3 separate regions of the Homo sapiens genome follow, and regions 1 and 2 are each linked to region 3. The links are chromatin contacts, found by Hi-C or POLR2A ChIA-PET in ENCODE. All regions are on one chromosome and are shown on one strand. The core of a region is the stretch at or near the end of the contact, and the rest is flanking DNA. Distances in the headings are between cores, read along the strand shown. Region 1 has its middle 21 kb from the start of ZNF678. Region 2 holds the start of ZNF678 (zinc finger protein 678). Region 3 overlaps ZNF678 (zinc finger protein 678).

What was found. Hi-C counts contacts between places; a loop is a spot of excess contacts on that map. ChIA-PET counts read pairs that join two places held with the same protein, here RNA polymerase II (POLR2A). Pooled maps may share reads with other maps.
Region 1: a pooled map shows a loop between it and region 3 (2.1-fold over the local background). The contact joins two enhancer-like sites. A Hi-C loop is called at or near these places in 2 of 50 pooled maps. POLR2A ChIA-PET finds 5 or more read pairs at or near these places in 3 of 52 experiments (MCF 10A, PC-9 and activated T-cell).
Region 2: a loop to region 3 is called in a map of heart left ventricle, with 9 times the contacts of the local background. The contact joins the promoter of ZNF678 here to the enhancer-like site in region 3. A Hi-C loop is called at or near these places in 2 of 168 maps with a recorded cell type or tissue (heart left ventricle and natural killer cell) and 1 of 50 pooled maps. POLR2A ChIA-PET finds 5 or more read pairs at or near these places in 2 of 52 experiments (MCF 10A and PC-9).

What each region holds. Positions count from the first base shown.
Region 1 is chr1:227,539,920-227,544,861 of GRCh38, forward strand. No RefSeq gene overlaps it. Among named protein-coding and RNA genes, the nearest start is that of ZNF678, 21 kb to the right of the region's middle. RefSeq lists a silencer at 2,342-2,941. Within about 2 kb of position 2,817, at least 24 of the 41 ENCODE cell types and tissues checked have a DNase peak (open chromatin) inside an H3K27ac peak, as active enhancers do.
Region 2 is chr1:227,561,305-227,565,606 of GRCh38, forward strand. It overlaps ZNF678 (zinc finger protein 678), which reads left to right and starts at 2,252. Exons shown (of 4, transcript NM_001367909.1): 1 at 2,252-2,420. RefSeq lists an enhancer at 2,208-2,487.
Region 3 is chr1:227,602,986-227,607,899 of GRCh38, forward strand. All of the region lies in intron 1 of ZNF678 (zinc finger protein 678), which reads left to right. Among named protein-coding and RNA genes, the nearest start is that of ZNF678, 42 kb to the left of the region's middle. Within about 2 kb of position 3,591, at least 2 of the 41 ENCODE cell types and tissues checked have a DNase peak (open chromatin) inside an H3K27ac peak, as active enhancers do.

The DNA.
Region 1 (4,942 bases), core at 1,567-4,066, 64 kb before region 3:
GTAAAGAAGAAAATAAAAATTCAATGTTTGATATACATATATAAAAATAAATTTCAGGAAAATGAAAGGTCCATGTGATGACAGAATCCAAATTATATAAAAGATAGAAATTTCAATATTTGTTTTTACACATTTTAAGGAAAAAACCCTGAAAGCAGGGTTTTTATTTTTATTTTTTTTATTTTTCTGCACTTTACCAGAAAATAATGTTAATAAGTCTTGAGTTTTCAAGTCCCTCTCACTGACTTGGCACTTAGAGAACAGCCAGCACAGGCTCAGGACACCCTGCTGGGCATTCTATCAAGGAGACCATCCTCATGGAAATGCAGCAGAAAGCTACATGCAGAAGATGGATGGATGCTCTCCTCCCAGAGACCAGCAGGTGCAAGTGTAGAGGGAGTGGGCCAGGGAGGAGCTGTGAACACCAAGCTGGGAGAGGTGCCTGGACCTCCATTGGACCCTCCTGCCTGCAGGGGCCTCACAGGGTTCCAGCAGAGGCGAATCCTAGGTTCCCTGTCCTATGGCTGGCCCCTGAGACTTGCTCCACCTGCCAGCTCTTTCCACAAAGACATCAGGATGGCAAACCCAATCCAGCCCCCTCACAGAGAAAGGGGATTAATGTCAGGGCCCATGCCCATCCTGGCCTGTTCAGTAACTAATTGAGTAGTGAATAGGTTAGGCCAGAACGTGCTGCTGTGGCCCCTGGGATCACATCCCTGAAGGGAACTTGCCTGGGGCTGTGACCTAAAGTGGGAGGCCCACTTGGGGTTCAGTGAGCTGGGACTTAGTTCCCAGCTCAGTTCCCTCTGCCACTCCTGGGGGACTTGGGCTTGTCTAGAGCAGGCATTGAGGATGGCATATAGCAGACATGCTGAGCTGTCAGGTGGGTGCCAAGGGGTGAGCATGAGGCATCCTGAGGGTTGCAACCATCAGAAGGCCCTGAGGTCAGCCCAGAACCAGCCCAGCCTCTGTACCTGGAGCTGCAGGTGCACAGGCTGTACCTGGAGCTGCAGGGTGGGCGCTGTGCAATGGGCTGGTCAGAGTGGAGTGAGAAGCCAGTCAGGGAGGGGCTTTCATTGCCCTTTATCCTGTGGTGCAAATCAAGTCCCCAAGGCCACAAACCAGGCGGGGCAGAAACAATGGGCTAAAGCATCGCCTTCTCTCCTCTTTGGCTCACATAGGCCCCTGACTTTCCTGGGCTTGCCTGAAAGTGAGAGAAAATCCCTCTTCTTGTGAGGATGAACACAGAAGTCACCAGTCAAGTTTGGTGAGGGGGGGCCCAGGCACCCCCAGAGTCTTTGCAGGGCAGCACCCACTACTTGCTAGCTGGACCAGGAGGCCAGGCTGGGACATTCTGGGAACTGAGGTCACCAGTCCCTACTATGCCTCGAATCTGTCCCCACCATGCAACCTCGGGCCAGCTCAGGCTCTGCCACCAGCTCCCCACATCGTCGTCCCTCAAGAGGCCTAGGGTGGGTTCCCCCTGCTTGGTGTCTCTGGCCCCTGCTCTCCATTCTGAGGCCTGACAAGCACCCAACCTCCAAAGCTGTGTTTTCCTGGGGGAGTGGGTGTTGGGACCACTGGCACAGAACTCGCAGCTTAGCTACATGTTTGTTCCAGACTTGGTTAATCAATGCAGCAGTAAACCCGCTGCTTCTGGGGTACAGTCTCCTACATTTCACGGGTCAGGTAGACAGACTGCGTCCCCTTCACCCCCCAGGTGTGCGAAAACACAGTTGACTCCACCTGCAATTCGGTCCTGCCCTCTTCCACCTGAAGAAGACCTGCTCACACCCCAGGGGTCAGCTCCGCGGCTTCTTCTTGGTGAAGCCTCCCTGACATCGCCTCTGGCACTGATACCACCCTCTGAGCCCCAGCACAGTCCCAGCAAAAGCCGCGCACTGTGCAACAGAGGCCTGCGCTCGACCTCGCGGTGCACTCAGCAGGGGCTGCCCTCGGTCCCACCGTCTCCCTTAACGCCCCTGCCTCCCAGTCCCACGGCCCCCAGGAGGAGCCAGTACCCTAGCCCAGGGAGCCGGGTTGGGCGCGGCCTGGGGACCGGGCGTGGGAAGCTGGCCCACAGGGTCGCCCCTAGCAAGGAACCACCAGAGCGCGCATGCGGGAGCCGAGGCCGCAGCACTGGGTGGGCAGCTAGCTCACCGAAGACCCACGCAGCGGGCCAGGCGCCAGCGGCCGCTAGGTCTGGGCGCGGGGCCGGGCCGGCGAGAGAAGGGTCCGGGGCACCCAGTGGGCTCGGATCTCGAGCGGTCCCCGTGACGGCCCCGCGACTGCGCGACTTCCCGCTCTAGAGAGTTTATGGACCCTGTCCCAGGAGGGCTCCGCAGCCGCCAGGGAGGTACCGGAGGGACCGCGGCGCTGGGAGAGGGTGGCGCCAGGCGGCCCTGGAGCCCTGGGCGACGCGGCCGGGCCGGCCAGAGGGCGGAGAAGTCCAAAGCAGCAGCCCGGACAGCCGCTTCCGCCCCTGCGCCGCCCTCCCGGCCCAGGTGACCGGTCGCCCTACCCGGGGAGCAGCGCCCTCCTCCTCCTGGGCCGGAGCCGGGCGTGGGGGTCGCAGGCTGGTGCCACAGCCTGAGGACACCGCGGCCTCTGCCCCGGGGAGCACGCCAAATGCCGGACGGAGCGGCTGTTGCAGACGGTGAGGCCGCAGCCCCGCTTGAGGGTAGGGTCGGGCGGGGTGTCGGGGTCCTGGCAGAGGCCGCGGCGAGGGCAGGAGCCGGTGCGCTGGCCGCTGCACATGCGCCGCCCGGCACCGGGACCCTGCGGGCGCGCCCCCTGGTGGCAGCCAGCGGGAGGTGGCGTCCCTGTCCCCAGCCAGGCGGCAGCGCGAAGCTGCCTCCCCGCGGGGGGAGCGGAAGTGGCCCAGCTGCTCGAGTGACTTACTAGTTAAAAAGCTGGGGTTGGAGCTGCCACGCGGGGAAGTGTGGAGGCCTGCGGGGCTCCGCCTAGACTTTCTGGGTGTCCTCCTGGGACCTCAGGTTCCTCACCTGTCGCAGAGGACTGATGGGCTGCTATGGCAGGGTTGTTTGGAGGATTAGGCCAAATAGTCCCAGTAAAGCCCCATTAGCCTCCCTGGCCTCTGGATTTTTTTTTTTTTTTCTGGCTTGGGTAACTGCGGAATGTGGCCAGGTGCTGAAGCGGGAAGGCTGGACTCTCCCTAGGCGTCGGGGTTCCTTCCTGGCGCCCCCTCTTCTTAGGCTCTTTTCAAGCACATACCCGGCAACGTGTGCTCTACCCAAGAGCGCTTCACAGATCTTCCTGTGGGCCTAAAACCAGAACGCTTTGTTCCCTGACCCCGGCTCTCATATCACCCCAAAGCCAAGTCTTTTGGCGGAGCTGGCTTCAGATTCGAGTCTCAGTTTAATGCTTGTTCTCTAAGGTCTGCCCAGGGCTCTTATGATGGGGCGTTGTTCCACTCCACCCGACCCTGTGCCTCCCAATGCGCTGGGGGCCTCAACTGCAGGGACTTGGAACTGGGAGCCCTCCCTGACAGGCTGGCCTGGCCATGGACTGGTGGATCTCAGTCCCAGGGCGAGATACCCCGGGCAGGGACTCTCATCCCGGCTTTTGTACACTCCAGCCATTTAACCTGGTGTGGTGGCCTCGCTGAGACCCCAGGTCTGTGGGGCAGGATTTCTTCCTTGTGTCATAGTGGAGGAAACTGAGGCAGAGGGCCGGTGAATGACAAAGTCAGGGAAATGCTCTGATTGTGAAATGCCCCCTAGGCCTCACAGGTCCCTTCAAGACACAGCATCCCTCGGGTTGCTGCATCAATGGGCTGTTGGCTTGGGCACCCCAAGCTCAGCGCCATGTGGGGATGAAGCTGGGGAATGTGGGGGCAGGGAAATTCGTCCCCCATATCGGCACAGCAGGAATTTCATTCTCTGATATGTGTGGACACCACTGCATGTGTGGGTGTGGGTGGGGCCCCCATTGTGTTGATTAAGAAAGAGCCCTTCCTGGGGCCTCTGGGGAAGTGAGGGGCACCATGTGTGCCTGGCAGCTGGTTGGGGTGTGGAGGGGCTCGTCTGGACTCTGTCCTGTTGTCACCTTTTCAGGGCCAGCTAGACCCTGAAGTCTTAGTGCCAGTCATGCCCAGTTGCATGCTGCCCTTTACTTGCCTTCCCCCCCCCCGCCCCTGCCTGACTCCCCCAGCTCAGCCCCTGCCAGGATTTCTCAGGCCTCTGTGGACCCTGGATGGGATCCCAGGAGATGGCAACTCCACTGCCTGCCTCTGCCTGAAGTCTGGGGTCCCTGTGCAGGGTGGGTGAACAGGTCAGGGGTCAACTTTTGGCTGAGTGCGGGGCCTTTCCCTGATCCCCACCCCACACTGCTGGAACCACTGTGCACGGCTGGTCCCGGGGCTGCACTGGGTCCCCCAGCCTACTGCTGGACCGGATAGAGGAGAATACTTGTGCACATGGCTTGACCTGTTGTTAATGCTCAGTCCAAATCAGAACTAACCAGCTGTTTCCCTGGGGTCAGGGCCCAGGCCTGAGGCTGCCATGACCAGCCCATTCTCTGCCTTCTTGGGGGCCATCGGCGGCCAGTGTTTGGTGGTCCCCAAAAGACATGATGGCTAGGACTGGAGAGCTGGGGGTTAGGTCAGGAGACCCCCTGACCATGGGGGTCCACAGGGGCTGTCCCTGAGCTGTGGGTCCCTATGGGATGCAGGTACATGTGGATGCTTTAGGAGGTGAGCATGGGTCCTTCTGGCTGGCAGGATCTTGGTGGGCACTGGACATGTGGGGCCAGGTTAGGTGGGATGGGCAGAATTGGGCCTGGCTGGGGAGTGTGACTGGTGTGGCCAGAGTCTGCAGTGAGCCCCTCACATCTAGGTTGCACATTGACAGAATGACAAGTGGCGGGTCAACCATCCCAGCTGGGTCTGGGGAAGCAGGCCTACCCAGTGGGACCCCCACCC
Region 2 (4,302 bases), core at 1,002-3,501, 43 kb before region 3:
GGTTTCCCGGTCCCTCCCACTTTCCTCCTTTTATCGCGATGCCTCCCAACCGCACCCTGACTCTGCTCCTCCTTTTCCGCCCGCCTGCGCCCTCGCGGTACCCTGGGACCTCCTCGTGGGGCGTCCGCCACTGCAGCACCGCCAGTTAGCAGCTTCCCAGCTCTTCCGCCTGGCAGCCACCCCATCAGTAGCCCAGCTCGCTGCCCGGGGCGGGGCGGGGAGGGCCGGGCCGGGGCCAACCTCGAAGGCTCAGGGGCGGGTTCCCTGCCGTCCAGGGTGTCTTCCCTCTCCCGGGACGCCCAGGGAATTTAATTCACTCATCCAGCGCCGCTGGCACTGTCCAAGCCGGGGGAAGGGGCGGGCAGGGGAAGCGGGCCCCACAAGACACCAGCCAAGACCTCCGCTCCAGAACGCATGGGCTACTTTCCCCAGGGGAAGGACATTGCCTTCTCCAGCCACCAGGAAAACCGTCCCTGTGCACTCGGAATCCCATTGCCACCAACTTCGTATAAACTCCATTCCGGAGGACACGAGACAGACCCAGGCCTCTGCCCCGTGGGCATGCTCGGTGCCACAGCTCTCGCTAGAGGGACGGTTGCACTCTACAAATCTCGGGGCCCACCGCACCAAGAGGACAGGGAGGAGCCAACAAAGGAAAAGTCCTATGAAACGCACCACCAAAGCAACCAATCCAACAAAAAATACGTCTCAGGGCTCTGTTGGGTCACTCCGTTAGCCCTTCCACCCTGTTCTGGCCCAGCCCAAGCACCCTCCACCCTACCCTGTCCTGCTCAAAGGGGCCCTGTCTACCGGAGCAGAACACTCCCTCTCCAAGGCTCTATGGCTCTGTAAGTCCCTCATCCTCTCTCTTCTTCTTCCCCCTCCACCTCGTGCTCTTTCTGTAGCCTTCTCTCTCTCTCTCTCTCTCTCAATCCTGACTCACTCTGCCTCTCTATCACTGTCTTTCTCTCCCTCCGTTTCTATGTCTCCATCCCTCTCTCTTGCTCTCCTTCAAGCTGCCTGTGTCTGTGTCTTTGTCTGTGTGTCTGTGTGTGGGTGTATGTTTGCAGGAGGGGCAGCGAGGTGTGTCTGGGTGCGTCTCAGCCCCTCTCTCCCGGGATCCAGGGTGTGTGTGTTGGGGGGAAGCTGTGGAAAGGGTGTTGAAGGAAAGTGACAATCAGCTTCCTGAAGGGCACTGACAGGCCATTATTCCTGTGGCTTGGCAAATTTTCTGTTTGAACTTATTTCTTGTTAAGGGTCCAAGTGTACTGACTATGGAGATAAGAAAAGAATAGCTCTAAGTAGCTGAAGCTCTGTGAGGTACGGAAGATTTTTCTGGCCCAGAGAGACTTGAGTATGGGATTTGAGACACATCTCCACACCCTTTCCCAGGGGCAATTGTTTAAAGGTATGTTGTTCCTAACTAGCTGTCTCATCTGGAATTTGTGATACAAAGAACAATGTATAGCCAGTCAGTGACTTCTGGATTTTAATGTAAATTTTTGATGAAAATTTTAGGAACTGCCTCTTTTCTTAAAACCCACTTGTAATGGTTACTAGTTGGAATGTATAATCAGGGCAACTTTAGTCTATGCTCTCAGGTAGGTATCCTAAACATATGCTTTTGAATATACTTTTGAAAATAGATTCTGACTTTTTTATTATGATGGGTTGACAGGGGACTGGCCTGGGACACCTGCCTGGGTGTAAATACCCCAACCATGCGCTGCCCTGCCCAGCAGAAGAGGCGGGTGGACAGCAGGCCCCCTTTGGTCAGAAACACATGCATTGCATAGCTGTTCTGGACCTGGGTCCTGCTTGCAAGGACAGTTCCACAGGCGCACCGGAATGCGCCTCCCCTTTCCACCCGCCAGCATTCCCAAGCACGCCTCGGCTTCTGACTGTTCTGTGCTTTGGGAGGAAAACTCATCTTCAGGTTTTTCTCCAACAGAAGATGATGATGACGTTGTTTAGACACTCAGGAACAGAGATTGCAGATTGGCTTAAGAGTGCGCCCTTTATTAAAGATGGTATGCATGGAAAGACATGGAACAATTTTGGAAGGATACAAAAAAAATTGCCCATTTTGTTAATAGTCTCATTCAACCCCTTTGCTGACCTCATCTCCTGTCACTCATAACCAAAGGAGGCGGGTCCTGGAGCCCTGTCCAATCAGGGACATTGACGTGGGAACTGTCCAATCAGGAGCGCAGCTTGAGAGGCGGAGGGGGTTTCCGGGATCTGGCGGGGCCTTTGTCTTGTGCTCCAGCTGGAGCTTTGGTCCCGTATTCTCGGCTATTTATCCCCAGCTGCGGGAGGCCCTGGTGACTCTGCTGCTGCAGTGTCTGGTTTCCCTGTGACCTGCAGGTACTGGGAGTTACATAGCTAAGATGCCAGGACACCCCGAAAGCCGGAAAACGGTGAGAGTTCCCGGGAGGGTGTTCCAAGATGGCGGTCCGGCCTCCCGGCGTCAGCACTAGAGTCCGCGGCCCGGAGTCCCGGCTGGCACCTGTGGGATCTGTCACCTCTGGGTAGGGGCGGGGCCAGGCCGCCGCGGGATTCTCCTCCCATCACTGCGCCGCGGCTTCCGCCCCGGCCTCTCTGGGCGGCTATGAAGCCGCAGCCCCGCGGGTCCCCCAGACTGTGTGCTTTGTCCAGAGGGGAGGGTCATCGGGGAGAAGCCAAATCGGTGTGCGAAACATGCGTGGGAAGAGCTGTTCCATGGGGCTTATCTTAGCTGTGCAGTCCATCCTTTTTCCTGTGAAAAATGGAGTCACTTTTAAAGCTTTGAAGAGTTTGAGGAAAGGGAGTTTCATGAATGGGAGAGCGCCCAGCTATGGTGTGTGGCTTGTGGGTTTATGGAGGAGGTGCTTGAAGGAAAAACTTTTTTGTAAGGTGCATGAGGAAGCAAGCCAAATTTAATAATTGACGACAGTTACAGTCACCTTATTTGGACTGTCCAGGTGGAAATTTCCTGGTTATTTAATTACTGATTAATTGGAGTTTTGTGATTGGTTGAACTTGGATTTTGTTTCTACTTAAGGCAGTCATTAACAAGAAATGCATTTGAGCTATTAATATTCTTTTTCATGTAGAAACGCAAGACACTAGAGCCACCTCAGTCTAATTGCCTGCTAATTATTTTAACACTGCACAAGAGACTGCTTTTCCCCTGCATTTTCCAAATAACATGGAAAGCAGGGTCTTAAATCCACTCCTCTGTTCTCCCAGCCTGACTCTGGCCTGCAATAAAATACTAAATTTTCAGTTTCTTTCCAAAATTCATAAAAACCACCATCACCTCTTCAGTTCACAACACTGTCAGCTATTTGTCTTTTATTGCGTACTCCAGGCACAATATTTTAATTAATCATTTTTTCACAGAACATTGGAGGGCACTCTTTGTTGTTGCTGTTGTTGTTTTGTTTGTTTTTGTTTTTTCTTTAAGAAGGAGTCTCGCTCTGTAGCCCAGGCTGTAGTGCAGTGGCGCGATCTTGGCTCACTGCAACCTCTGCCTCCCGGGTTCAAGCGATTCTCCTGCCTCAGCCTCCTGAGTAGCTGGGATTACAGACCCGCGCCACCACCCCCGGCTAATTTTTGTATTTTTAGTATTTTGTATTTTAGTTTCACCATGTTGGTCAGGCTGGTCTCCAACTCCTGACCTCGTGATCCCCCGCCTTGGCCTCCCAAAGTGCTGGGATTACAGGCGTGAGCCACCACGCCTGGCCTGTTGTTTTTTCCCTACCCGGCTTTTTTTTTTTTTTTTTTTTTTTTTTGGTTGAGTTGGAGTCTCGCTCTGTTGCCAGGCTGGAGTGCAGTGGCGTGATCTCGGCTCACTGCAGCCTCCGCCTCCTGGGTTCAAGCGATTCTCCTGCCTCAGCATCCCAAGTAGCTGGGACTACAGGCGTGCGCCACTACACCTGGCTAATTTTTGTATTTATAGTAGAGACGGGGTTTCACCATGTTGGCCAGGATTGTCTTGATCTCTTGACCTCGTGATCTACCCGCCTCTCCCTCCCAAAGCGTTGGGATTACAGGGGCGAGCCACCACGCCTGACTTGTTGTTTTTAAGAGGATCTTGCTCTGTCATCCAGGCTGCTGGAATGCAGTGACATTGTCATAGCTCACTGAAGCCTCCAACTCCTGGACTCAAGTGATTTTTCTGCCTCAGCCTCCTGAGTGGCTAGGCTTAAATGTGTGTGCTGCCATGCCCAGCTAATTCTTTTTATTTTATTTTTTTGTAGAGATTGGGTTTCGCTAGTTACCCATGTTTGTGGAACTCTTTAAAGATTTGTTATCTGT
Region 3 (4,914 bases), core at 2,341-4,840:
AACATACCAAGATCTCCTGGAGGGGAGGAAAGTAAAACATAACTTGTGACCCATACAAGCATGTGCATCTTCCTGGAATGGGCTGCTGCTGGTTGTGCCGGGTTCCCTCTTGCAGGTACTGCCTGGCTGCCTCAGCATCTCCACGTGTGAATGAAGTCTCAGGCTTTGTGAGGAGAAAGAGCAGCTCCACAGGCAGCTAATTGTCTCCAGAGCTCCAAATCTGTTCCTCCCACGTCATGATGGGCATGGGGCGGGGGGAATGTTGCATTGTTTTCAGAGGAATCAGGTACAATCCCTGGAAGGATGAATCTATTTTGCTACTTTCTGTTGCCAGGTTGGGGGAAGTGCTAGGTGGTTCGCCTTTATTTGTATGGGGTACTCAGATGCCCTGCCACTGTGTTACTTGTTTTACTACCATAGAATGAGGGTTCACTTTCAAACTTGGCATGTAGATGCTATTTGCCACCAGCACAGAGGAGGACTGCTGACTTGGGACAGTGTACTTGGCAGCCTCAGGTGTATCTGGCCACCCCAGTGTGACCCACTGGGCCCGACTCCAGGTGCTGTAGTCCTGCTAGTATGTAGGGAGTCATCTGATTCCTCACCCGCCATTGCTCATGGGCTCCAGGGTCTTGGCACCCCAACCCAGCCCCCTTCTGCTGCTTCATGCCAGCTGTGGGAAGATGTGGACTGGTGCCTTGTCCACTTGAGCTCTTGTGGGTGCTCCAGGTCTGTTGACAAAGCAGTAAGTGGCAGCCACTAACCTTGAGCTTCTAGGATGTATTCAGTGGACTTCAAGTGCCTCTTAGAAGCCTGATTCCATTAACTCCCCCAAAACTTAATGCAATTTGAGGCTACTTCTCATTCTCATCTTAGTGTTACACAACCATTAATCTCCATTCTATCTGTAGACATTCACTTTCTGGACATGTCTTGTATAATTGGAACCATACATTATCAGTCTTTTGCTTCTGGTTTCTATTAGTTTGTTTGAGGTTCATATCTGTTGTAGCATGTAGCATTATTTAATTCATTTTGATGGCCAAATAGGATTCCAATATAAAATGTACTTAACTGTTTTTCCTTATATTAACTGGTTGACATTTTGACATTTGAGTATTTCCATTTTTCATATTTGGTTATAACAAACAATGTTCCAGTGAGTCTTTGTGTGAACCAACATTTTCATCTCTTTTGGGCACATGAGTGAGAGTGGAGCTGATGCACCAATATGGTAATTCCATGTTAAACATTTCGAGAAACTACCAAATTGTTTTGTAAAGCGGCTGTGCTGTTTTACAGTTTTATCAGCAGTTTGTGAGGGTTCTATGTTTACATCTCTGCCAATGCTTACTTTTGTTTGTTGTTAAATCATTCTACTGCATAAGAAGGGATATCTCCCTGAGGGTTATTTTTTTGAGACAGGGCTTCACTTGGGGACCCAGGCTGGAGTGCAATGGCATGCTTATGGCTCACTGCTGCCTCCACCTCCCAATCTCAAATGATCTTCCTGCCTCAGCCACCTGAGTAGCTGGGACTACAGGATGTACCACCCACCATGCTTGGCTAATTTTTGTATTTTTTAGTAGAGATGGGATTTCACCATGTTGCACAGCTGATCTCAAACTCCCGGGCTCAAGTGATCCACCCACCTCTGCCTCTCAAAGTGCTGGGCTTACACGCATGAATCACTGCACCCGGCCTCCCTGAAGTTTTGATTAGCATTTTTCTAATGACTAATGTTAAGTGTAGTTTTATATACTTACTTACAATTTATATATATTTTTGACAGTGACAAAATGTTCATTAAAATTACCTTTTAAAAAATGTGTTTTTATCTTTTTATTACCTTCTTTTTCAGTTAGCACTTTTATTTTATTTTATTTTTTAGATGGAATTTCGTTTTGTCGCCCAGGCTGAAGTGCAGTGGTGCAATCTCCGCTCACTGCAAGCTCCGCCTCCCAGGTTCATGCCATTCTCCTGGCTCAGCCTCCCAATTAGCTGGGACTACAGGGGCCCACCACCACGCCCAACTAATTTTTTGTATTTTTAGTAGAGACCGGGTTTCACCATGTTAGCCAGGATGGTTTCGAGCTCCTGACCTTGGGATCCGCCCGCCTCGGCCTCCCAAAGTGCTGGGATTACAGGCGTGAGCCACTGCGCCTGGCCCAGTTAGCACTTTTTTAAAAGGTTTTTCTCTTTAGAGTTTTTATTTGGTTTTATTTTGAATGATATAGTTTTCTTTGTTGTATTTTCAGAAAGTTCATAGCTAGTGTACAGAAATACAGTTAATATTTGTATCTTCACCTCATAGTCTGCAACATTGCTAAACTTATTTCTTTGAGGTTTTAGACAGCTCCTCAGGATTTCTTTTATATATGAAATAATGTCTCAGAAATTAAAAGAATTTTACTCAGACAATGTAGAGTCACTTTCTTTATCTTTTCGTATATGACTTTTAAAGCAAAATTTTCCAGGACAATATTTAATAGATGTGGCAAAAGTGAATATTTGTCTTGTTCCCAATGTTATGGAGGAAACATTTTTTTCACTAAGTAATATTTACCGTACATTTTATATAGGTGCCCTTTAACAGGTTGTGGAAGTTCTCCTCAATTCCTAGTTTGTTTAGGATTACAATCATAAAGTACATTTAGCCAAAATTTTTTTCTGTCAATGATGTTATCACATCTTGATCTTTATTTTATTATGATACATTTTATGGATATTATTAACAGCTTTATTAAAATATTTGATAAACAAAAAATGTCAAGCTCAATATACTCAATTTCATGAGACTGGATATATTCCTGTGACACTTCACCACTATGAGAATAATAAATATAGCCATGTTAAGTGTACTTATAAAACACACACACACAAATTGGGGAAACTTGTGGAAGTATAAGCATAAATGGATAAATTAATTGTTCTCTAGATGTTATAACTACATGTTTTTGAAACAATCCCACTTGGTCAAGGTGTATAACTCTTTTTATATGTTATTTATTATCTCCTTTTTATTGAAAGTGAAGGGGGCCTGCCCCTCCACACCGGTGGGTATTTCTCATCTCACCGGTGGGACAAGAGACTGAGAAAAGAAATAAGACACAGAGACAAAGTATAGAGAAAGAACAGGGGGCCCAGGGGACTGGCACACTCAGCATGCAAGGACCTGCACCGGTGCCGGTCTCCGAGTTCCCTCAGTATTTATTGATTACCATTTTCACTATCTCTCCAAGGGGAGTGTGGCAGGAGAACGGGGTGAATAGGGTGATGGTGGGGAGAAGGTCAGCAGGAAAACATGTGAGTAAAGGAATCTGCATCATAAATAAGTTCAAGGGAACGTACTGTGCCCGGATGTACACATAGGCTAGATTTGTGTTTCTCTTTACCCAAACATCTCAGTGTAGCAAAGAGTAACAGAGCAGTATCACCACTAGCATATCTTGCCTCCAGCCACAGGGCGGTTTTCTCCTATCTCAGAATAGAACAAATGGTCGGCTTTACACGGAGACATTCCATTCCCAGGGACATGCCGGAATCAGAGGCCTTCCTCTTATTTCAGCCGCAAAGAGGCCTTCCTCTTTTACTAATCCTCCTCAGCACAGACCCTTTACGGGTGTTGGGCTGGGGAACAGTAAGGTCTTTCCCTTCCCACGAGGCCATATCTCAGGCTGTCTCAGTGGCGGGGAAACCTTGGACAATACCCAGCCTTTCTTGGGCAGAGGTCCCTGCGGCTTTCTGCAGTGCATCGTGTCCCTGGTTAATAGAGAATGGAGAATGGCAATGACTTTTACCAAGCATACTGTCTGCAGACATATTGTTAACAAGGCACACCCTGCACAGCCCCAAATCCCTTAAACCTTGATTCAGTACAGCACATGTTTCTGTGAGCACGGGGTTGGGGCTAAAGTTACAGATTAACAGCATCTCAAAGCAGAACAATTTTTCTTTGTACAGATAAAAATGAAGTTTCTTATGTCTTCCTTTTCTACATAGACACAGTAACAATCTGATCTTTCTTTTCCCCACAGAAAGTATTTGGGAAGGGTTGATATTAATTCTCCAAAAAATTTGGCAGAATTATCAGTGATGCCATCCAGATCTGAGATACTCTATACATGATGATTTTTAATTGATTTAATCTCTTTATTTATTAGAAGTCTATTAACACATCCTGTTTTGTCTAGAATTTGTTTTTATAATTTTTGTCTTCATATACGTTTGTCTATAGTTTCTAATGTTCTGTGTCTCTAGATTCTCATGGCAGTTGATATTTTAAAATAATGTGAAAAAATGAGGCTTTGAGGCTGTCTGTTAATACCCTCTTTCTGAGGGTCTTTGTAGAAAATAAAACAAGGCTACAACTTCATACCTACCACTCAGACATGTCATTTTGCATAAGACAAAAATGCACCTAAAATAAACTAGAAGATTATGTCATTTGACTTTAAGTTTTATCAAATGATGGCTGGCAGCCTACTGTCCTCTTTGGTGTCAGTATTTAGATAACACAGGAAATGTAACTTGTAATGAGAAAAATACAAAATAACATTGTAAGTAAAGAATGATATCAGTGGTTGATCATTTGACGAATCAGTGGTTAACACTTACATAGCACAGAGTATGTATATTTCCAAGCCACTTACATGTACGTCTTAAATATATAGCTATTTAAAATAACTATATATAATTTTAAATAGTTATATATTTAAATATATTTATATTTTATAATATGTATTTTATATATTTATTTTATAATATACATTTATTATATATTGTATATGTATTAATTTATAATATATGCTATATTATTTAGTTATATATTCAAATATATATTTAGTTATATATAGCACATACGTTCATTCAGAAAATAAATTGGCACAGTTATAGTTTTCATAGGGGACATTA